Regions from separate parts of the Homo sapiens genome. Here regions 1 and 2 are each linked to region 3. Evidence: chromatin loops called from intact Hi-C (ENCODE). Cell type or tissue: endothelial cell of umbilical vein. All regions are shown on one strand. Each heading gives the region's core, and the rest is flanking DNA. Links, peaks and the distances in the headings are about the cores only.

What was found. Hi-C counts contacts between places; a loop is a spot of excess contacts. Peaks named below come from ENCODE experiments on the same cell type or tissue, not always from the same donor. Only the 100,000 strongest peaks of a DNase experiment are listed, where the experiment ranks them.
Region 1: a loop joins it to region 3, with 13 times the contacts of the local background. A loop is called at or near these places in 13 of 110 quality-filtered maps.
Region 2: a loop joins it to region 3, with 12 times the contacts of the local background. A loop is called at or near these places in 2 of 110 quality-filtered maps.

Annotation. Positions count from the first base shown.
Region 1 is chr15:39,359,622-39,365,734 of GRCh38, forward strand. All of the region lies in intron 1 of LOC105370777 (a long non-coding RNA gene), which reads right to left. Among named protein-coding and RNA genes, the nearest start is that of LINC02915, 110 kb to the left of the region's middle. In endothelial cell of umbilical vein, for the core only: no CTCF peak of the experiment used is centred there; DNase peaks (open chromatin) are centred at 3,420 and 4,440; H3K27ac peaks cover 2,500 bases.
Region 2 is chr15:39,298,345-39,304,457 of GRCh38, forward strand. The region is part of intron 1 of LOC105370777 (a long non-coding RNA gene); the gene reads right to left. Among named protein-coding and RNA genes, the nearest start is that of LINC02915, 51 kb to the left of the region's middle. In endothelial cell of umbilical vein, for the core only: no CTCF peak of the experiment used is centred there; a DNase peak (open chromatin) is centred at 2,597; H3K27ac peaks cover 2,350 bases.
Region 3 is chr15:39,427,581-39,433,693 of GRCh38, forward strand. No RefSeq gene overlaps it. Among named protein-coding and RNA genes, the nearest start is that of THBS1, 150 kb to the right of the region's middle. In endothelial cell of umbilical vein, for the core only: no CTCF peak of the experiment used is centred there; DNase peaks (open chromatin) are centred at 2,571 and 3,421; H3K27ac peaks cover 2,500 bases.

The sequences.
Region 1 (6,113 bases), core at 2,290-4,789, 67 kb before region 3:
TCCCTCTTTTACTTATTTGATGATTCAAGAATCCTTATTTTAACATTTAATATTGCACCATTATGTCTGGTTCTTCATGCATGGACTCCACAGATTCTTGGGTCTGTTGACTATCCTCATGCCAGAAAATATTCTTGTGTGCTTTGTAATTTTTCTTGAAAGCTTACCTTGTTTGGGAGGGAATTTGTTTGTTTTGTTTCTTTTTGGTAGACTCCTCTCCCTGTCAAGTAGCTTTTGGGTTGGTTGCCTTACTCTGGTAGTACTCCAGGTTTGTGTCCCCAAGCCAAGATGTAGTGTCTTATTCCCAGCCAAAGCTCATAGTGTCACATTGAGGCTGATGGCTGCATGCGGCAGGGCCTGGCTCCAATTCCTGTGCAGATGTCTCTTCTCTCTCCCAGAACCACAAGCAATCAGGTCCAATGATCAGTAGTTAGTGGAGTTTTTTCATGTTCAATTTACTGTTAGAAGCTGTGAATACTGATTTCGGCTTTCTCTGAGAAGTCCATCACACGTGTTCTGCCTTTTGTGGAATAAGCAATGCCTTCATCAGCAAATGGTCTTAGAAGCTGTCTCCAATATTTTTGTGTCTCTGTGTGTGTGTGTGTGTGTGTGTGTGTGTGTGTGTGTGTATACGCTTAGTATATGTGTATATATATGTCCTGTGTGTGTATACACATTTAGTATGTGTGTGTGGATATGTTCTGTGTGTTTCTTATGAGCTAATTGCCTTTAGCCTCTGTTCACTACTATAGGTTTCTGTTCCAGATCATGAATTAATGAATAAAATTAGAATTCAGGAGTCCAGTAGATAAGCAGGGCAAAGAGAAAGTTCTTTCCTACAGCAGAATTCCACCTAAAAACTATAGAAGGATGGCAGGGTTGAAAGATCATTCATAGATGCTAAACCCAGCAGATAACGTTTTATGAGAAACAGGATATTTACACAGCATCCAAGTATTTCCCCCACAAATTACTTATTAATTACCAGGGGAAGATAGTAACTTTGCAGTGGAGAAAACTGGCAGACACCACCTAAAGCACATGATCAAAGTCAACATCACCAGTAATGGGACACACTGACATCATGTGTGTCCCGATGTGCCAAGAAAGACATAACATCATTTTAATGGCATTTTCACCAAAAATGTATAACCTGAATCTAATCCAGACAAAATGCTAGACAAAACCAAATTGAGAAGCATTCTACAGAATACTCTGTACTCTTTTAAAATGTCAAGATCAAGAAAGACTGAGGAAATATTCTACAATAAAAGAGACTAAAGAGACACAACAACTAACTGCCCTATGTATCCTGGATTGAAACCTGGCTGAGAAAAAGTAGCTATAAAGAGCATTATTGGGACAATTGACAGAATTTGAATATGGACTGTGGGTTAAATAATAATACTATGTCAATACTATGCCCATGTTCAATTTCTTGATTCTGATATTTGTATTTTGGTTATGTAAGAAGCAGCCCTTGTTCTTAGAAAATAAATACTGAAATATTTAGGGGAAAGTACACTATGTCTCCAACTTACTCTCAAGTGATACAGACAAATTAGAGGGTAAACATCGGCTCTTAGGGGATAGAAATTTCTTAGATACAATGGTTTGTGGCTCCCCAAAAGGCCACACTACACAAACAGATACACGATATGTCTGTGGTCTTAAACTTCCATGGGGTAATTAGGGAAAAAAAGGTCTAAAATGCCTCCTTGAGGGAACAATAATGAAAAAAAAAGATTGAAAAACACATGCAGAGAAAGAGAACAAAATCAAATGAAATGGTGATAACCTGGGGGGAGGAAGAGTATATAGGAATTTCCTCTTTTAAGTTTGACATTTTTCAAATTAAAAAGGTACAAGAAAATTAAAAACTAACCCCTAAAAGTTAAAAAGTTGCTACACTATTATGCAAGATTAGGAGCTCAATATTATTTAGAAGCAAAGCATCAACAGAAAAACATACTAGCCAAGGAAACATCCACATAGTCATGTACATGTTTTTCATTGTTGCTTCTCTAGAACACATTATGCGTGTGTGTGTGTATGTGTGTGTCTGTCATTCATGTGGCTTTGTGACTCATGTATGCTGGGTCCTCTCACTGTTTGAGGACAGCAGTGGCTCACTTGGACCATTTACTTAACTTAGGAGACCACTTTATATGGAAGATGGAGACATTTAGTTTCATGAAGGACGGAACAAAACAAAAGTTTTGAATAACGGCAGGTAGGATGTAGGTTAAAATGCAAAATGAATGCTTTAAGAATATAAGCATCGGGAGTAGAAGTTACTGAGTTGGCTATAAAATATTCTCTCAAAGACATTTTAAAGATATTTTAACCAGGCCGGGCATGATGGCTCATGCCTGTAATCCCAGCACTTTGGAGGATGAGGCGGGCAGATCACGAGGTCAGGGGTTTGAGACCAGCCTGGCCAACATAGTAAAACTCCGTCTCCACTAAATAAAAAAAAAAAAATTAGCCAGTTGTGGTGGCAGACACCTGGAATCCCAGCTATTAGGGAGGCTGAGGCAGGAGAATCACTTGAATCCGGGAGGCAGAGGTTGCAGTGAGCCAAGATAGCACCACTACACTCCAGCCTGGATGACAGAGTGAGACTCCGTCTCAAAAAAAAAAAGATAGTTTAACCACTAGATTCACATCTGTAAGAGGACAATTCAAGGGCCAGGAGACAAATGAGAAGAGTTTCATTCATTTATTGACGCTTTCAGTGTGCTAGGCACTGTTGGCTCAAAGCTGGGCAAGACACGACCTCTATCTATAGTGAACTTGCCAACTAGCAGAAAGATTATTTTAAGATTTATCTGTCAGTATCAATATTGTCATCTTATTTCACAGTCTTGGTCTTTATGACTTTTCTCTAACATTTAACCATTACCCTAACTGCTGTCATCATAATTAACATGTAAATATTTCTCAGTGCCATTGTCACTGTACAGCTACCTTCGCAAAATATTTTCTAACCACTAGTGACAGCACAATACAAAAACAGGTAAGGAGGTCTGCATTCTACAATGTTGCAGCCAGGTGTGTTGAAATGGCAGACAGCTCCCTGGGCAGCCACACAAGATTCAGATTACTAGAATCACTTGAGGTCCTGCTTCCAGGCCCAAAGTGGAAAACTGACTCTGTTACTGCCATTGGATTCCCTCGCTTCATTAATTAACTCAAAATTGCCTCTCAGTGGCAATCCAGACCTCTGTTTCTAATTTCCTTCTGTGCTGAAAAGTAAATAGGCCTAACCACATTTTCAAGCCCCTGTGCGTGGGTCTTTTGTGCTTATAGCAGACCACTATCCACTGGAAGACGTCTGGGCCACTGCCAAGTTGAGTATTCAATTTCTTTGTTGTTTTTCAGGATAACCTAGCTAACCGCAATCCCTTTCCACCATTCCTCTGCAATGTGCTTGAAATAGAGCCAAGACTCTATCCTACAAAATGCACAAGAAAAACAAAAAAGGAGGAAATAAATAAAGAAGGGGTCATGGAAAAAATCAGAGTTTGTGAATATTGCCCCATACGTATTTTCTTTTCACATTTTTCTCTCATGACTTCTCAAAAACATTCAGACCCCAAATGCCTGGTCATATTCAGGAATAACTCCAATGGCTTCCCATTCTCTCCTCCCCACCCAAGAAGATTATAGGATTATAAACATGAGGTAAATTCCTGGGATCCTATTCCTTGGGGCATATGCGCAAGCTTTTGGCTTTGGGAGGTGGGGTGTGGGGTGGCAAATGCCTAAAAGGTTTTGGATGACTATCCAAAGAGAAACAGATGGCTTTAGCACGCCTGTGCCCAACACATGATCTGTGTGACTCCTGCCCTCTCAACACCATCTCCGTGCCGCCCCCTTTCTCCCACACCCCAGACAAATAAGAACAAAAATGAGTCTCTGCACATTCAAAAGGTGAACTTTCAAGGACAAGTCTTCCCATATGGAAAGGATAATGGCATCATGCCAGAGCACGTGCAGTAAAGAAGGGCTCAGGGTGTTTCACATTTTCTCTTCCAATGGGTTCCAAACGTTCTGATGGACAATCTTATTCTTCCCCTATAAACTTTCTGCTCCATATCCCGCTATAGCTGTTAATACACTTTTCAATTTTCCTCAGGTCCCCAAATAGTGGGAACAGCACGAACATCGGCATGAAGGCAAGAAAATAGGAGGCATGTACTGGGGAGAGCAAATAGTTCAGTTGGAGAAAGGGCACATGAGGAGCAGTAGCAGCAAATAAGAATGACCAGGAGTTTGGGATCAGACACGTGGGACCATGAGTACCAGGTCAAAAGTTCAAACTTTATTTGATGATGAAGCAACATTAAACACTAAAGGTCAAGTTTCAGGAATGTAACTAATTCAGAAGAAACACAATGACACATAAAAAAAGAAATAGAGCCAAACACAAAAATTAGCAAAATATGAATGCTTCACCTCAGCGATGGATTCTTATGACTGAACACTGGGAGCCAGACATTAAAGGACAAACGGGAAGCCTATCTAAATCACTATCTGACAGAAAGAAGCTCATTTATTCTTGAAAAGAGAACAAACATCCTAGGAGAAATCATGTGGACTCTTTTAAGTGCCATTAAATGACACAATGGGAAAAATCTTCAACAATATTTTTATCACAAACAGAGAGGCAAAGTCACATGGTTGCACAGCTCTCTCTCATACTGACATTTAATACAGGCTCCAAGCAGGAAAGTATCATCTAAGAAGACAGCTAATGTGATTCATTGATGTGGATTTCTGATCTTTCCTGATCATCAGGAAATGATGAACTTGAGACACCTGGAAGAATGAATATCATACTTCTATTAAATGTCACTTCTGTTGGCCAGTCACTAAGGAAAGCAGATAAATTGCTGTTTCTCCACCTGTTGAAAGTTTCAAATTGAGTAGTGTACATTATTAAACAAACATCTCTGGTTTTAGATAGGGTGACCATATATAGGTTGGTACTTCCCTGGTTTATGCCTCCTGCCCCAGAATAATTAGGAGCAGCCCCTCCTTTCTATCCAAAACTACCCCAGTTTCGGTGATAACTTATATGATCACCCTAGTTCTAAATATCTGCCCAAGTAGAAGTTGCCACACTATTATGCAAGTTTAGGAGCTCAATTATCTTTTAACTTAGAATACAACCCACCTTCACAAGCAATATCTAACTTGATGACTACTGAAAGATTTGCTGAGGCTAAACTCACTGGTGTATCATCTCTTGGAGCACTACCCTTTGTCTTACTGGACACTGTGTTCTCATCCCTAGCACAGGCCCATCGTATCACAAGCATTTGACTGAATTATTTGGTTATTGATGGGCATAACCTGTGACATAGCTGTCTCTTCTTGGACAACTACTGATACCACCATCATGTAAGATAAATTGTTACATAAATTAACAGCTTAGATGCTTTTTCCTCATTTTTTCCTAAAAAGGATTTTAAAATGTACAGCCAATTTGTAACTCTTTTATAGCACATCTACAGATATCTAACAAAGATTCTCATCCTCCAGCTAACCAAATTTATAGGTTAAACCTCTAGAATGTCACAGTGATCCAGTTCAGGGTGTTATTTCCCAACAGAGCCAAAGCCATCTATTTTTTACTCTGCCAAACCAGCAACATTTCCAACATGAAATATCCATAATGCAGGAAATTCCAGTTCTAGGACTCAGACATGAATGGTCCCTGCAATTATTGTTAAATTGCATGTGTCAAGAAGTAGTTTTTTCCTGTTGGCGGTAGACAGTACGGCATGTGCATTGTGGTTCACAGAGGCAATAAAAGTGTGTTATGTTACTAGATCCTGAAAGTAGGTAGCAAATACAAACAGTAAATTTAAAAGGATTATTTTTGTTTCTGATTTTGCATACAACTTAGAATTTTATGAAAATTTTCTGAGAATTTATGAGAACTTTATGATTACTGTGCCCATGCTTTAGGAATCATTAAAGAAAGTTTGTGGATTACTTCTTTTGAACAACTTACTTAAAAAGTATTCAAGTTCAATTAAGTTTGATATTTGGGATACCTTTATGAATAATAAATGAATCTTTATCACTCTATATTATCTTGA
Region 2 (6,113 bases), core at 1,197-3,696, 130 kb before region 3:
AAAATAAGGAGGGAAATTGGTTTCCAATTAAATGCTGAATGTACCATCAGAACCAAGCAAAGCTGCCTCCAACATTTAAAACATTCAAAACACTAAGCAATTTGACATACTTTTTCAAGGTGTTGGCCTTTTAGAAAGCCTGAGGAATGTTATTATAAGACACAAAGTGAGAAGCTTATGTACCATCCACCCTTTTTACCAGACTTAGAAGTTCCTCCCAGATTCTTTTAGGAGCAGAAGCAGAAGGCAACTGAAGGTGACATGAGGTGGCTCTACTCGTTTATAAGTTTAGGGTCTGTGATAAGGGCAGAAAACCATAGATGATGAAGGTACAGACCTTTTTCTCTGTCGTAATCATACTCAAGCTCTTTGCCAAGTTTAGAGGTTTAAGTACAAATGTCAAGCACCCTCTCTGAAATGTTGCCACCAAGAGCACTCCACACCTCCATCTGGAACTTCAGAAGATCACAGGCTTTTCATAAATCCCTGTATCATCCCACGAGCTATGACATCTCAGCAGCTACAAAGTCTAGGCCACTTGTATATCAGTCCGTTTTTCATAGTCTCTCCAGAGTTCCTTTTAACCTTTCTTTCATTGCCTCTGAGAAGAGCTGAGTTATAGACTCTGCTTATATATAAACTCTATTTATATAGACTCTAATTATATGAATAATTATTTCTTCAGGGGCTCTTGCAAATTAACACAAAATAATAATTAAAAATGAAACGAAATTGAGGATATTCTTAGAAAGGGTGAAGGACATGAAATACATTACTATCTGGGATTTCAACCTTTCCAAAGGTCAATAAATCCCCAAATAAAATGTAAATCCAAGGCTACCTGAGAATTCCATTTCTGTTGCATCTTTGTTCATGATGAGCATATGTCTTTTCATTTTGAGGACTTTTTAAAAGAGAAGAGTGACACACAATGCAACATGGACAAGGAATGAAAATTGCTTTAGACACTGCACTTTGAACATACAAACCTGGGAGGTGCCAGGGTCTGACACTGTATATTTCTTCCTTTGATCTGATTCTTCCAAACAGGATCCATGTACTGGCAAATTTCCCTAGTGTTCCCTGGTAAGCATCAAAGTAAACCACTGGTTGGCCTCGGTATTTCTACATTGGCTTTCTCCATTGTTTTTATACATAAAAAAAAAAAAAAAAGAAAACTCACTGGGCATTTTACATGTGGTTTCCATATTGTTCCTTAATCATTCAGTTTGAAAGTAAATCAAAGAGGAATGAAGAGTTAAAGTGCTTGAGATTGGGGTGAAAACTTCAGACTCCTGTAAGTCAACATTAATGTGTAGAGCATTTAATACAATTCTGGAACATCTGCAGGGCAGCTGTCTTACACAGACCAGGTTCTCAATAAGCTTTCATTATGTGTCACCACAGAATGGGAAACAAATATGTGTGTGTGAGTTGGGGAAGCAGAGGGTGGGGGGTGTAATTTGTAGGAAACCTAATTGATGTAACTTCCATTGAAAACAAGACAGATTATTCAAACCTATTCACAACAATATGATTATGAATACTCACCAGAGATATACTGAGTAATTACTGAATTAATGAATCAGGAAGGTTACTTTTCCCCCATGTACATTGGGAAATCAAAACTCAGTCAATTGTCTTTATGGCAGAACAAAACAACTATGATTCAAATATCCAACAAAGTTGGAAAAACCTGGCTTAACTGAGGGATGAGCTTATTGCATGCCTGCTCGGGTCACATGGGACATCTCAGCCCCTTTCCTCTCCCTCAATCTTGTCCCCTCTGTGGGCAGAAGCTCACCACTCAGCATCTCTTGTGCTTTTATCCTTAGGTTCCAGTTAGAAGCCATAGACCTCTGCTGCTTCTCCCAATTCTGTCTTCCTCTGCTGATCACACTGCAGAGTTGGTACCTCAGGCTGCCTACTCTCTGCTTTTAAAAGGCTTCAGAGAACCCTTCTTTAACTGTGGTCTCTGGAAATTTTCTATGAGATGTTGATTCTTATTCTACAAGAAGAGAATCTCATGGTCTAATGAATGTGTAAAACATCAAGTTAAACAGAGTTCTTTACTACAGAGCTTCTCGAAGCCTTTAATTTACCACTGTACATTATGGATCCAGGAGAAAAAGCAGATTTGGTCTGGCTGGGTCTTCCAGGGGTTCAGACATTTTTAAAACTCAGAAAATAGAATTGTTTTGTGTTTCTTCTTTCCAACCACTCAAAATATTTGAAAGGTTTGAGTCCGCTCCCTGTAATAACAAGGCAGTGCATTTTAGTCACCTGCAAAGCATCCTTCATCTTCTACTTAGAAGACACTGGGAAAAAATGAGAAGAAAACATTTACTCACTTTTCAGGAATCTGATATATTAATACCCAAGTTATTTTTACAAATTTGCAATTCATTGCTATGTTCATACTGGTTCTTTCTGAAATTACTATTTTTCTTTCATTCTTTTTTTAATTATACTGTTCTTATTTGCTATTATTAAAAAGAAAAAAGCCCCATTATCAGCTACCTAAAGAATGGCAGAGCACAACTAGGAAATGTCACCAACATGAAAAAGAAAGATTAAAATCTTCCTACCAAATACCTAGACTATGAGTCAATCAGGAGTTGAGCGACTTGAGTTTAGCCAGGCAGGGCTGGAAATGACTAAAATAAAGGACAACCAGGCTACTGATAGTAAATCACAGCTGGAAATGAAATTAAACTTTTAAGTTTAAGATTTTACAATTTGTTTTGGTGTGTTGGTGGGTGAGTGGTGGTGTGCGTGTATGTGAGTGGATAGGTATGTTACTGTGTAAAGGGTAAAGGTTTGGGGGTAAAGTTTTCAGTGGATAAGGAAACAAACAAGATTTAAAAATTTAGTTAAATAAATGGAGAGTGGAGAAGACATTCAGGTGGAAAAATACAAAATTAACTTTAAAAAAGAAACTGAGGGATCCAAAGGTCTGTAAGAGAAATATTCTACAACTGGAGAACATGTCTAAGACACACAAAACTTTATCACTATGCAGATTGTACACTATTTCTTATGCATCCCAATAAATGTGCCCAAAGGTAGCACTTTAAGCTGCACAGAAAATACCAAAGCCCAGACATATTTCAATGCCAGTTCCTGGGCAGGCTGGCCCTCAGGCAAAATATTCTGGAACACCTGGTTGGCTGGCAGATTTTCCTGGATGGCAGTGTTTTGGGACCAAACAGGCATTTATTTCAGCCTCTCTGATGCTTTCATATGGTAAAGGAGCAATCAAAGAATACTGGCTTTATTTTCTGAAGCACTGGTTTTGATCCACCTAAGAGGAAATGGCAGGGGCAGGGGATGGGAGGAGGGAAGGGGAGTAATGTGTTTCACAGCTTCAAATCAAACACTGTTGGAAAAAATGTCCAGAAAGCAATTCAGAGTGAAAATATTTGCTTTCTGGCTAAATAGCCAGTAGCTTTTTATTGCAAAATGGAAATAAACAGTACTGCTCATTTATACCAAAAAAGGGCAATCTACAAATAACCCAAATCCAAAAATAAAGGTATTGCCCAACAGACTAGGACATGATTCACTAAGGTCTTGACTTCAGAGTTTCACCAATGGTCATGGCACATGGATTAGAGTGGGCTGCGGTCGTGATTAGTATTAATAGTAAAAAGTCTCAAATATGCCCAAGTCCACACCCCAGAAGGATATGGGCCACAGTCTGTGTGATCCTTACCCTTCACTCTATTTATTGAACAGATGCATTCTCTCTCTCGCTCTCTCTCTCACCCTCATCCCATGCCCTGCGATGCTGAAGACCCATGTCCAGACCATATGCAGTGACCAAAATAAAAGAAAATCACACTGAAATGAACTCTATGAAATTGTTCTCTTTAATAGCCAACAGTTTATAAAAGAGAGTGAAAAAATAAATACAAAGCTAATAATGCTTACAATGAGGAGACAGAAGTTGGCCAAGAGAAAGAAAGAAATCATAATAGTATTCATTCATTCAATAATGCATTAAATACCTACTACACTGGGAACTGCAGATACAAGGAATAAAATATATCATCTGGTAAGAAATACGGGAATCAACAGATATATCATTCTAGATGTTCATGTATAAACTGATATTTTACATCCAAATAGCACTTTGAAGGCTTCAGAGACTTTTCAGCCACATATTTCACCTGATCCTCATAACATCATTTAGATATAGATCAGGCAGGTAATATATGACACTACAAAGTCAGAAAGGTTGATCTTCTTTCAAACATTCTGTTAATAAGGATGAGAACAGAGATTGAATCTCTGGATTCTTGTGCCACCCTCTATATATCTAGAAAATGAACAGTAATTTAGTAAGAAATCTTTCTGTGTCGAATCACTCCAAAAATAGCTGTTCCTCTGGATCCCATAGTCTGCACTAATTAGTGTATTAGAGCTATTTTTGGAGTGATTCAACACAATAAGATGACAATTATAAGGAAGCTTGTTTGTTAGCTTTTGATGATGACCAACATATATCATCTTGTTTGATGATGATTAACATAATCAAGCACTAAAGAATAAGCTACCTAACATCCATCCTTGAACTTTGTATGTAAACTGGAGTCTTCTCAATCCTCTAGAATTTGTCTGGGTCACTGCCATTCCAGAATCTACTCATGGTACCTTCTGTATCAGGCAGGTTTTATTCTCTGAGGTTTGGGCTCTAGTTTCCACCCACATTCACAAACAATGGGCACAGTCACGGAGGCTCTGAATGCAAAGCTGTGGACTCTTCTCAGCATTTTTGTGGTTGTCTTGGACATTCATAAGGATCCAAATGGACCGGGTACTTTGACTTAGCACCAGTCTCTACTTTTAAACTATTCAAAACATCCCTGTAAAACTTAGAAATGGCTCATGGCTAGGGTTGTATTAATCAACCTTGGGTTTTTAATAAATTCTGTTTGTTAGCATTTTGCAATTCTAGAATTTCACTTGCCCTTAAAGCTAAGTCATAAAGAATGGAATAATTCTAGACTACTTTTACTGCACATTAGATGAAAGACTTCCTCCCAGCAAACATATCACTATGTAGAATTAGTCACAGCTACTAGTATTAAAAATCCCAGACAGAATTTGGAAGTCCAAATTGTGAATTATTATCCGTTAGTTCATCCACTGAAATCATACTTAGAATCTACTATGTTCCAGGTGCTCTTCCAGACACAAGAGCCCCAAAAGTATGAAGACAGTCAAGCTCTCCACTTTCATGAGGAGGAAATAATAACCAAGGAAAAATATGCAAGATAATTACAGTTAGTGTGAGTGCAAAAACACAATAAAATAAGATGATATATGAAGAGTAGGTAGGGAAGAGGACTTTAGATCAGATGATCAGGGAAGGACTCGAGTAAGTGACATTGGAGGTGCACATGAGGTTACCAGCACTTGGAGATTTGGGGCAGAGCACTTTAGCCAGCAAGACCAGCAAGAGCCAAGGCTTGGGGTAGAACTGAGTCTGAAACTACACCTAGAGCATGGCAAACAAGGGGCATCGCTAGTCCAAGAGGTTAGAAGTGAGCTGTGGTAAAGAGATGAGATCTTTGTCCTAAGTGTAATGGGAATCCACTGGAGAATTTAAGTTAAGGTAGTGAAGTTATCTGATTTCAGCAAGTGGACCCCAGAACCCCTAAATATAGGAAAAGATGCTCTTTAGGAGGCAGTTGGCTTATTTTCCTGATGAATGGAAATGCTGTGTCTGAATAACTTGCAAAAGCAAAGTGGAAAATCTGCAGGTGCCACTCTTGAGTGCAGAGCCTTGCTATTTACTTATGGATCCCAGAGGTTTCTGACGTGGTCCTGGTATAAAAGATTCTAGGCAGCTGTGAAGAGTGAGTCCAGGGGTAGCCAATCCCGAGTTCTGTCTGGGCATGTATCACAGCCACAGTCACGGAGGCAAGTTTGTGAAGGTGGCTTAACACACAGCATGAGTATCCCAGCATCGTTGCTGAAATTGCTTCCTCCCTGCTGTCTCCCAGGAAACAGACTCACTGACCCAATCTTTTTCTGCATTTCTAATTTCTGCCATCAATGGCCAGTGATTATCTAAATGGGATTGCTCAAGTATGTCTTTACTGTAT
Region 3 (6,113 bases), core at 1,337-3,836:
AGCAGAAAAATCTACCTGCTCAGGCTCTTTTCTAAGCCAAGGATGCCAGAATTCCAACCAATTTCTGCTTTGGCCAAAGAGTATCTCAATTGCATGCTGACAAGAGCTTCAGCACAGCTACCCATCTTCATTTTCAAAACGTAGGTGCATCTAGCTCAGAAGGATAGGGTCCTGGAGACCCAGGAGAGAAAAGACAGATCCTCTGAATGTCAGAATAGGACCTTTTTCCCTGTCCTTGTGCTGTCAGCCTGACTCTCTGAGCCACAGCTCCAAGAACAGCCCTGGGGTTATAGAGGTGCAGGGCTTCTAGATAAGAAGCCAGAACAGACAGTCCCCTCTGTGTCATTTGTCGTTACACAATATCCTAACCTCACGCCTCTAGGGGGGCAGCCCAGCAAAGCCAGCAATAGCCAGAGACTGCTGGCTCTTTCTGAGCCACTCATGGTTTCAAGGTGTCCCAGATTTTAAGAGGCTGAATTTTCTTTATGCTTCCTGAGTGCTTCTATCTCTCCACTTTAACATTGACATATGCATGTATTGCAGTAATATTATTTATTCAAATCTACCATGTTCTGGGCACTGGAACAGTGCCTGGAACTGTTGCTGGAACTGTTACAGTGCCTGGAACTTCTTAGAGTATTATGTATTCAAAGTAATATCATTTATTCAACAAACAATATTATATAACTCCTTCTAGGGCTTACATTCTAATGGGGGAGCACACGATAAACAAATAATAAATGACAGTAAAATAAAACAAATAATCACATATGAAGAGGTCCTCTGTGCAGGATGTGAGGACCAACGTTTGAGCACTGGCTCTGACATAGAGTATGTGGAACCCTTATTCGCTCATGCAATCCCCAGGGAAATCCTCTTAGGAGGTACTATTAAGCTTCACTTGACAAATAGGAAAACTGAAGTCCAGACTACACAGCCTAAAAATAGTAGAACACAAATTTGAACCTGGGTCTGATGCCCAAGATCCATTATCATTCCACTTCACCATCTCTCCCCCTGAAGCAAGGTCAAGAGACAAGGAGAAGGAAGGCCAGGACTTTGAGCCTTTCCACCTCATGCAAGAGTGTCCTCTGAGCCTCCACTGCTCAACTCAAGCACGTGTTTTTAAACATTCCAAAGCACTCCCAGTTGCAAAGGAGATGTTGTAGGATGTTAGGTCTCAGCACAAGGAACCCAAACCTTCAGGGGCTCTCCTCTACATTATGCTCCCATTTTTCTCCCAAAATATCGATCTCCACCCACCCTAGACATAGAACTGGAGAATAAGTTCCAGTTTCATCCCTTTGCAGATCTTAGGGGGACCCATCAAATTCCCAGCCACTGGGTGAAAATCAGCAGCTTCTTTATAGGACCTGAGTTGCCTTCCTAGAGGATCCTAGAGGAAAAAAAAAAATCTTATCCTTCAAATACTGCTGTCTTCCAAAATACGTAAGGACGCCACGGTGAATCATAGTGGACACCCTGCATTGGTTGGGTTATTATTTATCCTAGAAGCTTGGGTTCTTGGAGCCCTAGCTTATTTAAGCAACAAAGTCCCTCACAGCCCACAGGTGAGGAAGTGAGTGTAACAAAGAGATCATTGGACCTAAAATCAAAACACCTGTCAAATCCCGGTTCTGCCACTTACTAGTTATGATCTTGAGCCAGAGACTTAATTTCTTTGAGCCTCAGATTCCTTTCTGTAAAATAAACAGTTGTGTGACTTACCTTACAAGGATCATTGTAAAAGGAAAGAAGACCTATGTAAGATTCTGTGTTGAAAGAGCTCAGTACATAATCATGTATTTTAAAAATTAGATGTGGCTTTAATTTTTAAATTTTTCTCATTAAATTTGACAGCAAATTATGTTACTTGGCTATGAATTTAAACCTTGCTTACGTCTCTTATTTCTGGGAAAAAACAAAAAACACCTGCAAGGTTATCCCACTGCTGATTCCTGAGGGGAGGTCCCTCAAGGGCACATAAGGTGACAACTCCTCCAGCATGGACAACAGCCACCCAGAGATGCCAGGGAAGAATAGAGGGAACTCTCTTCTTTTTCCAACTTTCCACGTAATTTGTAATTGTTGTTTAAACTCTCAATCCTCCTGGTGATATGATAGGCTCAACTTTCCAAGATACTGAAGTTGAAAGAGTTTAAAAAAAAAAAAAAAAAAGGTATAACCAGGAAAGTTAGCTTTAATAATCTCCATTCCAGACATTTTAACCCACTTGAAAGGGGTAATACTTACCCCCCAAAACCTAAAGGGTGACTGTTTTGAGCATGAGGTGTGGGGAATAGAGATTAGCGTGAGAGGGAGGAAAGTGTTAAAATAGAAAGAGGCAGAGAGGAAATGAAATAACCTTCCTACCTCTTATCCTTGAGTGCTTTCAAGAGCCTGTCTGGGGCCAGGAGCCCCAGGAAACACCAAGGCTGTTTCTTGCCTTCACCTTTGGGCTGTTTTTTACTGCCATTCATTAAGAAAATCTTTTCCATCAGCCTTATCATCCTTTTCTTGGCTCTTGGTCAGGTTGAGTCAGACGTGGAACATTTACTTTCACAAAGACTAACCAATCTTTTGTCTAGACGCAGATGTCTTCCACCAAAGCTTGTTGATCAGGGTCATGAAAGAGGCTGGTAAACACGTAGGCCCTTTTGTGTAACTGAACACTGTGGGGGGAAGACTGAGGACAGAGGAAATGGAGAAAATGGGGGGAGCTAGGAATTTGTTGATAGCATATAAAAGTGGGCAACTGAAAGCACTGTGAACTCTCTTTGTTTGAAAAGTGTAAGGGGACTAGTTTGTAGTATCCCTAAAAAGGTTTGCAGATCAAGAGTGGAACTGGGTTTCAAAGGCCCCAGGGCCTTTTCTTGTCCTGTTGCCTCTGCCTGGACCATTTTCTGTCCTTCCTCTCTACTTCCTCTTCCCGGGCCAACTTTTATTCCCTCTCCCAGTCTTTTGCTAACAGCCACTTCCTCAGGAAAGCTTTCCCCAGCCCCTGCGGCTAGGGCAGGTTGCCCCATTACCCACTCTCATCACACCCTGCACTTTGCCAGTGCAGCTGTCTTCAGTACTATAATTAAATGATGATGTGTGCACAGCTATTTGGACAATGACTACCCATATTCATTAGTCGTTGGGCATTTTGTAAATTATCTTATAATTGAGCTAATTGTAATCTTTAAGCAGTAATATTACACAACAAAAACGTGTATAATTATTATTAAACTAATAATGTTGTCTCTCTGGCTAGATATTAACCTCCTTGAGGGCAGGGACTGCTTGGACCTGTATGTAATGGGGTGCCCAGTGCCTGATACTGTGCCTAACACATAGGTGGAGGTCAAAATATATGTTGAATAAATCAATGTATGAGTTTGTCCATGAGGGCAATAAAGGGGAAAACGTAAGGGGAAAAGCATCCAGAGAATAGTTCCCACTGGTTTAGGCTAGACAAGCAATGTACCAATGTTTTGGTTGCCCCAGAGTCCCTAGTACGGAGCTATTTCCTACATCATTCACCATCCTGAGCACAGAGACCTTCTGAAGTCTTATTCCATTGTTGCCTTTAACAGCAAAGAAAAAAGAAACTTGGAAGCCAGCTCCCTGGATGTACTGTATATCTTTTGAAAACAAAAAGTGGTCTTTGGTCATTTCAGAGAAATTTTAAATTCATGGTAATATGAAAAAGAACTCATTGTTTAAGAAAAATATTTTGGCCAGGCACAGTGGCTCATGCCTGTAATTCCAGCACTTTGGGAGGCCAAGGCATGAGGAACATTTGAGACCAGGGGTTCAACACTAGCCTGGGCAACATAGTGAGACCCCCACTTCTACAAAAAAGAAAAAGAAAAAGAAAATTATCCAGACATGGTGGTACATGCCTGAGGATAGCTTGAGCCCAGGAGGTTGAGGCTGCAGTGAGTTGAGGAAAATAAACGTCTCATTTCTCATTCCAAAACCACAGGGACACTTTACTACAAAAGTATGATTGCACCACTGCACTCCAGCCTGGGCCACAGGAAAAAAAAAAAAAAAAGAAAGAAAAAGAATATTTTCAAGGAGTGAATTAGACTATAGTTTTGGAAGTCTGATTCATCCTTCATGTAGTGTATGTTATGTTGCATTAGCCATCTTTCCATGAAGTTCCATCACTAGATAAATGAAATTGAGCATGTCTCTGCATAGGTTTGGTCCTTCAGAGGTATTGTTGATTCTACAAAAGCAGAGACAGTCTCATGCCTATCTTTTGTAAATCCAGGACACTATGGTGTCTTGGGCACAGAATAATCACTGATGAGATGAATAGGTGCACCAAGTCAAGAGGTCCTTGAAAGGTCCCCCATTAAACCTATGTTATCCCCCCATTAGTTTACCTCACAAAGCATGATTCCATTCTTAGGGGAAAGTTTCACAAAATGGCTCTCATATCTCCCTCTCTGTAGACTCCTAACTTATTGCAGCCTGGTTTCTCCTGGCCTTCATCCCATGATGTGTACCAGCTCAGTGTGTCTCCTTCCTGCTCTCTCCTGCTCAGCCCTCTCCCAATCCTCCCTCTATCTTTTTGATCTTCAAAGGAGTCAGACAAGGAGCACATCCCCCTCCAGGCAGTATTCTCTGCCAGTCTTTTCAGATGACTGTATTTTCCTGGTCACAAAACGTCCCCAGTGTCCAACATCTTCTTGAGTAAGCATCTACATAAAGGAAGCAAGTCATTTCATGTGTGCACTTCCATTAATAGATTCTCAGGATCAGCACCCCAGGGATCTTTTACAAGCTCAGTGGAAGTATTAATAGCATCCTACATTAAAAGATACTTTTTAAAAAGTCTGTTAATTTAGTCAACATTCTTAGCCTATACATCAATGTCAAAGCAATGGGATAGCCAAGATCCTTGAGCACTGGTGGCCTTAATGTGCTGCTAGTGCGATGGTGATGTTCTTAAATTTGTAATATGTCTTCACTTAATTGTAGCTTGATTTCTTTTGAATGAGCTTATTTATTTTAAGACCTGGGTCTGTGCTTTGTACTGTTCATTTTCATATATAAAAAGAAAGGTGAGACAGCACAGGCCAGTGTCTATAATCATTTGAAGTTATAGTCCAAAGGTCAAGAATTATGGAAGGAATTTTAAAGAAAATCCATAAAATTGGGCAAATAGGGACCAGATACAATGAATAAAGTTCTCTCAGAGTACCATTGCTGCCTTTTTGAGCAAACATAAGTGCACCTACCTCTGAAAACTGGCTTCTTGTGAATTAAGCTAGCAGGTCATCGGCCACTCAACACAGCGGCCAATGACTTGGTAGCTACAACACTGTGCTCTGAAAGACTGAGAATGAAGATGAAAAGAAAGCATGCCACCCTGTTAATAGTCTATGGTAAGAGGAGCTGTCAGCATTGCAGCATTAGGAAGAGGGATTAGTCTTTCCATTATTCAACACAACTCATCTTTTTTGTGCCAACAATGTGTTCAGCACTGTGGAAAACACCCAAAGAGTCTGTCCTCAAGTATGATCACGTTGAATGTACAAAGGGAACTGGCAAAGTTCCTAAAACCTGGCCTCTTGCCTCTGGAGGACGTTGTGTGTAGTATCGTTTCTCACACCCTACAACTAAGTAAGGTCAAAAGAGAACAGGTGGCTCTTACATAGCTGACCTTCAATGTCCATTCTGTAGGCATCACCCCATTATCAGGAGTAGGTACTGTCCTTCACTCTTGTTCTGTGTCTAGCAGCCAGGCACCACCCAGCTAAACCAGACCACATGCTCAGTTTCTCCAACAGCTCAGTCTCCCAACTGATTCCTAGGATGAATGAATGTACAGATGAAAGGCCTAAAGAGCCTGGTGCATAAGAGGTCACAGCAAACGTGAGTGTGCCTTCCCTGCCTTCAGTACATCCAGCAGGCACTCTCTCTGCCCTCCCTCAGTTGGACATGCAGCCTCAGATGCTGAGTCTCAACTTCCCTTCCTCAGGGGAGCTGCTATAGAGCAATAGGCTAGCTTGCCTTTGTTCTGCATCCCACACAAGCAGAGAAGCCAATAGACAGGCATGGAGGAAGTTGGGGAAGAGCAGGAAACATCACTTGTGCACTTTCATCAGACACTG